Regions from separate parts of the Homo sapiens genome. Here regions 1 and 3 are each linked to region 2. The links are chromatin contacts, found by Hi-C or POLR2A ChIA-PET in ENCODE. All regions are on one chromosome and are shown on one strand. The core of a region is the stretch at or near the end of the contact, and the rest is flanking DNA. Distances in the headings are between cores, read along the strand shown. Region 1 holds the start of ZNF318 (zinc finger protein 318). Region 2 holds the start of RPL7L1 (ribosomal protein L7 like 1). Region 3 overlaps TRERF1 (transcriptional regulating factor 1).

Evidence for each region. A loop is a pair of places that touch in the nucleus more often than their neighbours do. ChIA-PET counts read pairs that join two places held with the same protein, here RNA polymerase II (POLR2A). Pooled maps may share reads with other maps.
Region 1: a pooled map shows a loop between it and region 2 (6-fold over the local background). The contact joins the promoter of ZNF318 here to the promoter of RPL7L1 in region 2. A Hi-C loop is called at or near these places in 6 of 50 pooled maps. POLR2A ChIA-PET finds 5 or more read pairs at or near these places in 2 of 52 experiments (BJ and CD4-positive, alpha-beta T cell).
Region 3: a pooled map shows a loop between it and region 2 (5-fold over the local background). The contact joins the enhancer-like site here to the promoter of RPL7L1 in region 2. A Hi-C loop is called at or near these places in 1 of 37 single-sample maps with no recorded cell type and 2 of 50 pooled maps. POLR2A ChIA-PET finds 5 or more read pairs at or near these places in 3 of 52 experiments (CD4-positive, alpha-beta T cell, GM12878 and activated T-cell).

The regions. Positions count from the first base shown.
Region 1 is chr6:43,368,358-43,371,057 of GRCh38, forward strand. It overlaps ZNF318 (zinc finger protein 318), which reads right to left and starts at 1,290. Exons shown (of 10, transcript NM_014345.3): 1 at 610-1,290. The coding sequence starts at 1,008. LOC124901227 (atherin-like) reads left to right here and starts at 1,007. Exons shown (of 2, transcript XM_047419609.1): 1 at 1,007-1,030; 2 at 1,066-2,700. The coding sequence starts at 1,007. The coding sequence ends at 1,764. RefSeq lists silencers at 694-763, 774-963, 1,054-1,253, 1,444-1,543.
Region 2 is chr6:42,878,300-42,880,999 of GRCh38, forward strand. It overlaps RPL7L1 (ribosomal protein L7 like 1), which reads left to right and starts at 1,317. Exons shown (of 6, transcript NM_001366481.3): 1 at 1,317-1,652; 2 at 2,562-2,667. The coding sequence starts at 1,612. RefSeq lists enhancers at 329-1,286, 1,029-1,498, 1,287-2,243, 1,519-1,578.
Region 3 is chr6:42,366,405-42,369,104 of GRCh38, forward strand. The region is part of intron 2 of TRERF1 (transcriptional regulating factor 1); the gene reads right to left. Among named protein-coding and RNA genes, the nearest start is that of TRERF1, 84 kb to the right of the region's middle. RefSeq lists an enhancer at 1,572-1,661. Within about 2 kb of position 1,372, at least 16 of the 41 ENCODE cell types and tissues checked have a DNase peak (open chromatin) inside an H3K27ac peak, as active enhancers do; they include CD4-positive, alpha-beta T cell and GM12878, where a contact is called at or near this core.

The DNA of each region.
Region 1 (2,700 bases), core at 40-2,539, 490 kb after region 2:
TAAAATAATGTGCAAAGTGAAAGGCTAGGCATAATTCCTGACATAGAACTCGATAAGAGGTAGTGGCTATGGCAGTGACTGTGGTCCTGCACACTTCATTCCGAAGCAGCAGCTCCAATTCATTTAAGCTAACAGTTTACACTCTAGACGTAAAGCCTGGTAGGGTTCAAGCGTCCCTAACTCGCCACAAAAACGGACATTTCGGCTTTTTCCCCTAAGATCCAGGAAGGCAGCTCAGGTGTAAGGGGATGAAAAGTACGGAACCCCGAGGACACATCAACTCTACAAAAAGTACCAAGACACACGGTTTGGACGAAATGCCCCTCGCCTTGGCAAACTTTCCACACCTCACCCGGCATGAGAGAAACAGCCTATTCCTAAGGAACGGAGCGCGCACTCCCGACGAGACGCCCGTGCGCTCCCGAGTCCGTTATTGTGTCAACGCTCCCGGGTCTGACAGAAGCCTCCAGGCTCGGCATCCCCGAGGGAGTTGGCCGGAGGCTTCGCGCTTAGGACCCTGGTCTGGAGGCCCCGGGCGTTTCTGGAAACGGGAATTCCGGGGGAGGGGACTGGGGGATGGAGGGAGTCCTGGACGAGGGGTGGGATTACCCGGCTGCCGCTGTCGCCTGGATGGTCTCCGCGGCCGTCCCGGGCATAGTCGGCGCGGGACTCCCCCCGGCTGCTGCCTCTGAAGCCGGCCGGGCCCGGCGGGAAGAGTCGTCGGCCCCGCGGTGGCGACGGGGAGCCGCGACGGGCCCGAGGCGGGGACGGGGAGACGCGACGACCCCGTGGCGGGGACGGCGAGGCCCGGCGGCCGCGGTGCCCTGAGGGCGAGCGGGGTCGGCGAGCCGGGGTCCGCGACGAGGAGCCGGAGGGCGGAGGCGGCGGTGAGCTGCGGCGAGCCGGGCCTGAGGAGGAGCCAGAGCTGCGGCCGCTGCGCGGGCCGCCCCCGCCGTCGTCTTTAGGCCGGTGGGAAGAGACGGAGGAGCGAGCGCTGCTGCGGTACATGGTTCTTGCAGCGGCGGCCACGGCGACAGCTCTGACCCGGGGGCGCCCTAGACGCAGGCTCGGAGCGCGCCGCCGCAGCTGCAGCCGCCGCCACCTCGGCCGCTGCGCGCCGCCTCAGCCGCGGGAGCAGCCCCCTCCCCTCGGCCCCGCGTCGCCCCGGGGGCCCGGCCGAGCGCGCCCCCGCGGCTGGCGGTTGGAGGGCGCGAGCACGCGTCCGACACACCCCCCCCCGCCTCCGGGGTTCCCCGCTCCTCCACTCAGGGAGCGGCCGCAGGAACCAAGAAAAGTGGGGAGGAGCACAGACGCCGGCGCGAGGCTGGGCGAGGGGAGGGGAAGCGAAGCGCGCGCCCTGAGCTCTGCACGCCCCGCCTCCGAATCCTCAAGATGGCGGCCGCAGAGCCGCCCACTTCCCCCTCCCGCGGCCGCCACGTGACCCCTGTGGCCTCCGCGCGGGGTGGGCGGAGCGGAAGGAAGGGCTTCTCTGGAGAGGGATCTGGTTTTCCGGGGATGCTCCAGGCCTCTGGACTTAGGGGTTTGGAGACCGTGCGGAGGTGTCTTCGCTCTTTCGTGCCGCCCCTCAAGCCTCTTAATTTAGGGATGGACACGAAATGGTTGAAAACCATTCGTGATAATATAAACGGGCCTGTAAACGTTAGCTGTGTGGGAGGTTACGGACCCCGGCAGGAGCGCCCACCGAAATCCTGTCCCCAGCTGAAGCAACACGACCCGCATCAGTTTACTTTCCAGTTTGCCTAATTTCTAGAGGTTGAAATTGAGGATAGGAAAGTACGAGGTGGAGGTGGTGGGCCAGAATCAAACCCAAAATAGACGTTGTCAGGCCTCTGAGCCCAAGCTAAGCCATCATATCCCCTATGACCTGCACGTATACATCCAGATGGCCTGAGGCAACTGAAGAGCCACAAAAGAAGTGAAAATAGCCTTAACTGATGACATTCCACCATTGTGATTTGTTCCTGCCCCACCCTAACTGACAGGATATATTCTCCCCCTTGCCCTTAAGTAGGTGCTTTGTAATATTCTCCCCCGCCCTTAAGAATGTACTTTGTACACCTATCCCAAACCTATAAGAACTAATGATAATTCCACCACCCTCTGCTGACTCCTTTTTCGGACTCAACCCGCCTGCACCCAGGTAAGATAAACAGCCTTGTTGCTCACACGAAGCCTGTTTGGTGGACTCTCTTCACACGTTTTCGAGCTGTTTTCTGACTAAAGTACTTGTGGTCATGGTGGAGGTCCTTCATTACCAGGGGCCCACATCATGACCAACTGGAGGCGTGGCAAGTTTTTGTAAGAGATCCAGGCATGCCCCCTCCCCTGGCCTAAGTCCAGAATTTTCCTAGATGCCAATCTCAGGGCCCTGCATCCTAAATACAAAAGTGGGCCAGGCGCAAAGGGTCACGCCTATAATCCCACCATTTTGGGAGGCCGGGGCAGGAGGATTGCTTGAGCCTGAGAGTTCGAGACCAGCCTGGGCAACGTAGAAGGACCTCCATTTCTAAAAAAAAAAAAAAAAAATTTGCCGAGTGTGGTGGCACGTTCCTGTACCCCAGCTACTCGGGAGGTTGAGGCTGCGGTGAGCTGTGATCATGCCACTGCACTCCAGCCTGGGTGACAGAGTGAGACCCTCTCTCAAAAAATACATCCATATATATATATATCCATTTCCAT
Region 2 (2,700 bases), core at 67-2,566:
AAAAAATTAGCCAGGCGTGGTGGCGGGCGCCTGTAGTCCCAGCTACTCGGGAGGCTGAGGCAGGAGAATGGCGTGAACCCGGGAGGCGGAGCTTGCAGTGAGCCAAGATCGCGCCACTGCACTCCAGCCTGGGCGACAGAGCGAGACGCCATCTCAAAAAAAAAAAAAAAAAAAAAGCAGAATATCAGCTCCCCACCCGGCCTCCTGAATAAAAATCTGTATTTTAGTAAAATCTTCAGGTGACTCCTATTCACTATTAATGCTTGAGAAGCGCTGCTCTGGAGGTTTCCAGAGATGATAAGACTTGTGTTGTTTTTCAGGATTTTTAATTTTAAAAAAAATTTATTTCTTGTTTTTTTTGAGACTGTCTCGCTCTGTCGCCCAGGCTGGAGTGCAAGTGGCACAAACTCGGCTCACGCAGCCTCCGCCTTCTGGGACTTCAGGCGCGAGCCACCACGCCCAGCTAATTTTTTGTATTTTTAGTAGAGACGGGGTTTCACCATCTTAGCCATGCTGGTCTCCAACTCCTGACCTCAAGTGATCCACCTGCCTTGGCCTCCCAAAGTGCTGGGATTACAGGTGAAAGCCACCGGCCCGACCTACTGTTTTTCAGGATTCTATATAGACTGGGAGGGAAGAACGCAAATTCCGGGCGATGAGAGCTGCATAAGGGTTTTATTTTTATTCTTTTTTTTTCTTTTCTTTTCTTTTTGTTTTTTTGAGACGGAGTCTTGCTCTGTCGCCCAGGCTGGTGGGCAGTGGCGCGATCTCGGCTCACTGTAACCTCCGCCCAAGACGGGGTTTCGCCGTGTTGGCCAGGCTGATCTCGAACTCCTGACCTCAGGTGATCCTCCCGTCTCGGCCTCCCTCCCAAAGTGCTGGGATTACAGGCGTGAGCCACCGCGCCCGGCCTGTGTAACGGTTTTAGACGGGAAGGAAGCATGTTGTAGTTTTCGGTCCAGCAGTAATAGTAACAAACATAGTGCTGACAGACACTGCTAAACGCTTTATCTAATCTCCTGTAATCCTCGTAACGCCATTAGGTAGACCTATTATTACTGTACACCCATTTTATGGGTAATGAAGCCGCAGTATAGAGGGGTTAAATAACGTGTTCAAGGACGCATCGACGGGGCCAAGCAGACGGAATTGCAGCTACCTGCTTTACCACTCTAAGTCCTCAACAAACACTTCCACCTACACGTGAGAGCCAAAGCCATAGCCTCCAAGTTTTTCCACAGAGCGAAAATGTTTCGCGGAGTTTGCCTGTCTTCCTCCCCAGAGACGCAGCACAGCCGCGCCGGAAGTGCGGCGCCGTAGCTAGGAGCGGACGCCATAGGTGCATTGTGGGAAGCACTTTGCTGTCCACAGCCAGGCCGCTTGTGATGAAACTGTAACTTACAAGAAAAGGGCTGGGTTTTGAAAATAACACAGGCTCTAAAAACCCTAAGAAGCGGTGCAACTTTTGGCAGGAATCGGGGTTAGCGGGACCTCAAGGGCTCACTGCGGCTAAGTGAACGCTGACTGGTCCTCCAGCGTGAGCTAGAACAGACGTCTCTATGGTCAAGTAAACAGAGCGTGTGCTGTCTTCCCCATGTGGTGGGGTTGCGCATGATCAGTAGCTGCACCACTAGAAAGATGGCGGAGCAAGAGTGAGTGTTTGGGGCTTTGAATATCTGGAGTGGGGTCTTGAGTATCCGGTGCCATCCACGGTGTTTATGCCTTGGTGGCGGATTCCTGTGGGCTCTAGGAATAGAAAAGGCCACAGTTTACAAAGGGTGGGGGTGAGGAGGAGTAGCGCTGTGGCGGAGGAGGGAGGGGACCGCGGTCAAGTTCGGGTTATCTGGAGAGGCGAGGATTGACTTCAGGCAGCGGGCTGGAGTGCCACAGTTGAATTCACCCAGCCCGACAAGTGTTAACTCTGCAGATAGGCCTGCCCCCGCCCCAACCCCATAGATTCGTCGCTGCTAGTGCCTATGAAGAACTGTGGCCGTGAAAACCCTGTTAACTTATACGAACCCAGAGGCTAAAGGATTCATTATTTTCCGAGGCTTTGGGGATGAGTGACTATTAGGGATGGATTTATGAGGCCTGGAGTCAGAAACCGCAGGTTTCAGGGGAATCTTTCTTCAGATACTTGAAAACAGTAATGTTCCCTAAAGCCCAGGATATTGAATTGGTTTGGAAATCCATTGAATGTTCGTTTTCTTTTTTGTTGTTGTTTTTGTTTTGAGACGGAGTCTTGCTCTGTCCCCCAGGCTGGAGCGCAGTGTCGGGATCTCGGCTCGGTGCAACCTCCGCCTCCCGGGTTCAAGCGATTCTCCTGCCTCAGTCTCCCGAGTAGCTGGGATTACAGGCGTGCGCCACCACGCCCAGCTGATTTTTTATTTTTAGTAGAAACGGGGGTTTCACCATGTTGGTCAGGCTGGTCTCGAACTCCTGACCTCAGGTAATCCACCCACCTCGGCCTCCCAGAGTGCTGGGATTACAGGCTTGAGCCACCGAGCCCGGCCAAGTGTTCTTTTCTAAATGTTATCTCTGATCTCAATTTTCTGCATCAGGCAAAGAAAAATCCCTTTGGTTCCAGAAAATCTCCTGAAAAAGAGGAAGGCTTATCAAGCCCTCAAAGCCACCCAGGCAAAGCAGGCACTTTTGGCAAAGAAGGAGGTAATGGTGGGGAACCAAGAGAAAGTAATTAGA
Region 3 (2,700 bases), core at 122-2,621, 510 kb before region 2:
CCTTCTTGAAGCTGGGAGGCATACCTATTCTTCCTGTGCAGGAGGCACCAGAGTCCGGCACCTCCTAACATCCACTCTAACGGGGAGGAGGATGGCTGGGTTTGGCTCCTCCCTCCTCTTCCTGCACCTGCATATTCAAGGTCTTGGTGTCCTTCCTTTACCACCCTTTCACATGCTTTTGTAGACATAGATAGATATACTCTCTTCTTCCTTCTTCAAGGGAGAGCTTGAAATGTGAGAAATCCAGCTGTGTGGAGAAGCTCATGGTGACTGGCAGAACAGTCAGGACTGGGCAACCAGAAGCAGGAAAAAGAATATTCTATTTTGGGAAATGAGGAGCTGGACTGATCCACTTCGATCACCAGCTATGGACCACCATCTAACAATTCTGGGATTCCCAGAGCCACAAGAGGGAGATGCCTGGGAAAGGTGAAAATCAGCAAAACACTCAAGGGCCATCTGATCACCCCAGGCAGACAGGCAGATCTGGGTAACATGGGGCTGAGAGAAAACCACAGGTTTCAAGGGGATGCTGTCACCAAGATGCCCCATAAGAAATCAGGATCTGCCCAAACCAGGGGCAACCAAAGGGGCATTGTACTCCTCAGGACTTAGCTGAAGTCACAGGAGCACTGGAGTCAGGCCTGCGATCAAATCCTGACCTCGTCAGCCAGGTCAGCCTTCACCTCTTGGAGGCTGGCTCTGCATGAGTGACTGTGAGGCCTAAATAAAATTAAGTGTATAGAAGTATAATATCTAGCACAGGCCTGGCCTTACATAAGGGGCACACTCAGTGTTGCTCCCCTCCCCCTTTCCAGCCTTCAGACCTCACAGCTCTCTCCACTCTTACTAACAGAAACAAGCACAGAGGCCACAGAGCATTTCCCAGCAAGAAGGTTTGCAAAGAAGGATGGCAGAAGTCCGCAAAGAAACAAACAGGCCACCCCACTGCTGGTAAGAGAGAAGCACCGGACCTCGGTGAATGCCCGGGTTTCAAAACACACAAAGCTCCGAGCCTCTGATTGTACCTAAACAGGAAGTTTGTGACAAACTTAGAAAACACGCATGCACAATGGCAAGAGGCTGCACGCCACTGAGAAAAGATGAAATCCGGCCCTGCTGGGGGCTCTGTGTGGAGGAGAGGCGTGCAGAGCCAACACTCCCACCGCACCAAGATCTTCCTGGCTGTAGGGAGGCACCCTTACCCTGGGCTTCTCCTCACCCCAAGCATGGGAGGGATTTGGGCCAAAATGTGTGGAGCTGCTCTGGTTTCCAAAGCCAGGCTCTGCTCACCCCCTCCTGCTCTCTCTCCCACCCCTACCCACTCAGGCATCTAGGACATCAGGTACTCCCAACAGCTGGCAGGGGCCTGGTGACTGAGGTGTATAGCAGGGGACCATTTTTCAGCTGGGAGATCTTAGCACAGAAAGGGGAAGTGACACACAGAGGTCCCGCAGAGCTCCCATCCCCGATCTGATCTCCATCTGGCTGCCCGGCCAGCGTCTGTATCATCGGGCCCTTTAGCATTCCACAATGGGGTCCTCAGCTGCCATCTCCTTCCACTTTGACACCCTGCCTGGCCCTAACATTTTTACTTGCATTGCTCACACCAGTATGGGGCTCGATAACTTCAGTTCACTTATCTGAAAGTGCAGGCAAATGTGGACACAATCTGTGTCTCATCTCAAGTAGAGGACAAACTTGGGAGATTGTTCACAATCTCCCAAGTGCCCGTGGAATGGGCCCTGCATCCAGGCAGTATACTTGGTGGCTGTGCTCCAGTAAATACTCGGTAGATTAATACACAACATCAATACCTTCCTATTGTACCTCCCCAACCAGGTTATGTCCCACTTGTCTCTGAGTCACCCTCAGCAAGGACAGGTCCCTCTACCCCTCCTGAGTGGAGGGCCCAGCTGTAAACTCAGTCTCCTGATGGTTGGCTCCTCGGCGCCCCCACACAGCACCTCCCGCAGTGGTTTCCTCGCCCCCCCAAGTTAGGTTCCTTTTTAAAAAAATGACTCATTTAGGAAGAGACAAAACCAAGAACTTCAATGGTAAAGATAAAACAGCAAGCACCAAGACTCTAAACACCTCCCACTCCATGTAGAATTTAGATCCGATAAAGCTTCCCCAAACTGGACCTCCTAATTTGGAACTTACGGTATACACAATTCTTCTAGCAAAGACACTTCCAGTAATGTCTCAATGTTTCAGCGTCTTCTTTACAAATAGAGATGGCCCCAGGACTCCAGGCAGTAGTTTTTTCAAAATGAGGGAATGAGAAATTAAAGATTAAAGTCCACGCTTTGGACTTCTGGGTCAAAAAAGTAATTATTTGATGTTTTACTACATTTATGATTCTAATTTATTGATTGCAGGACATAGGCATTATATCACAGGCCTAATGAGAATTATGGGGAGTTTTTTAGTTAAAAAATGACTTCTTGGTATGTAAGAAGTTTATGACATTTGTGCACAGTATCTGAAAGGAATGAAATTATATGATACAATACAGAGAATAGTAACATTTTAGGGCTAAAATGAGCAATTAAGATGACCCGAATCCAGGGGTTCCCAATGTTAGCTGCATTTCTGAAAAAAATTCCCAGGCTCCCCAAGATTCTGACACATTCAGTCTGGAGTGGGGCTCTGACATCAACTGTTTCCTTTTATAAGTTTCCCAGTGATTTTAATGTG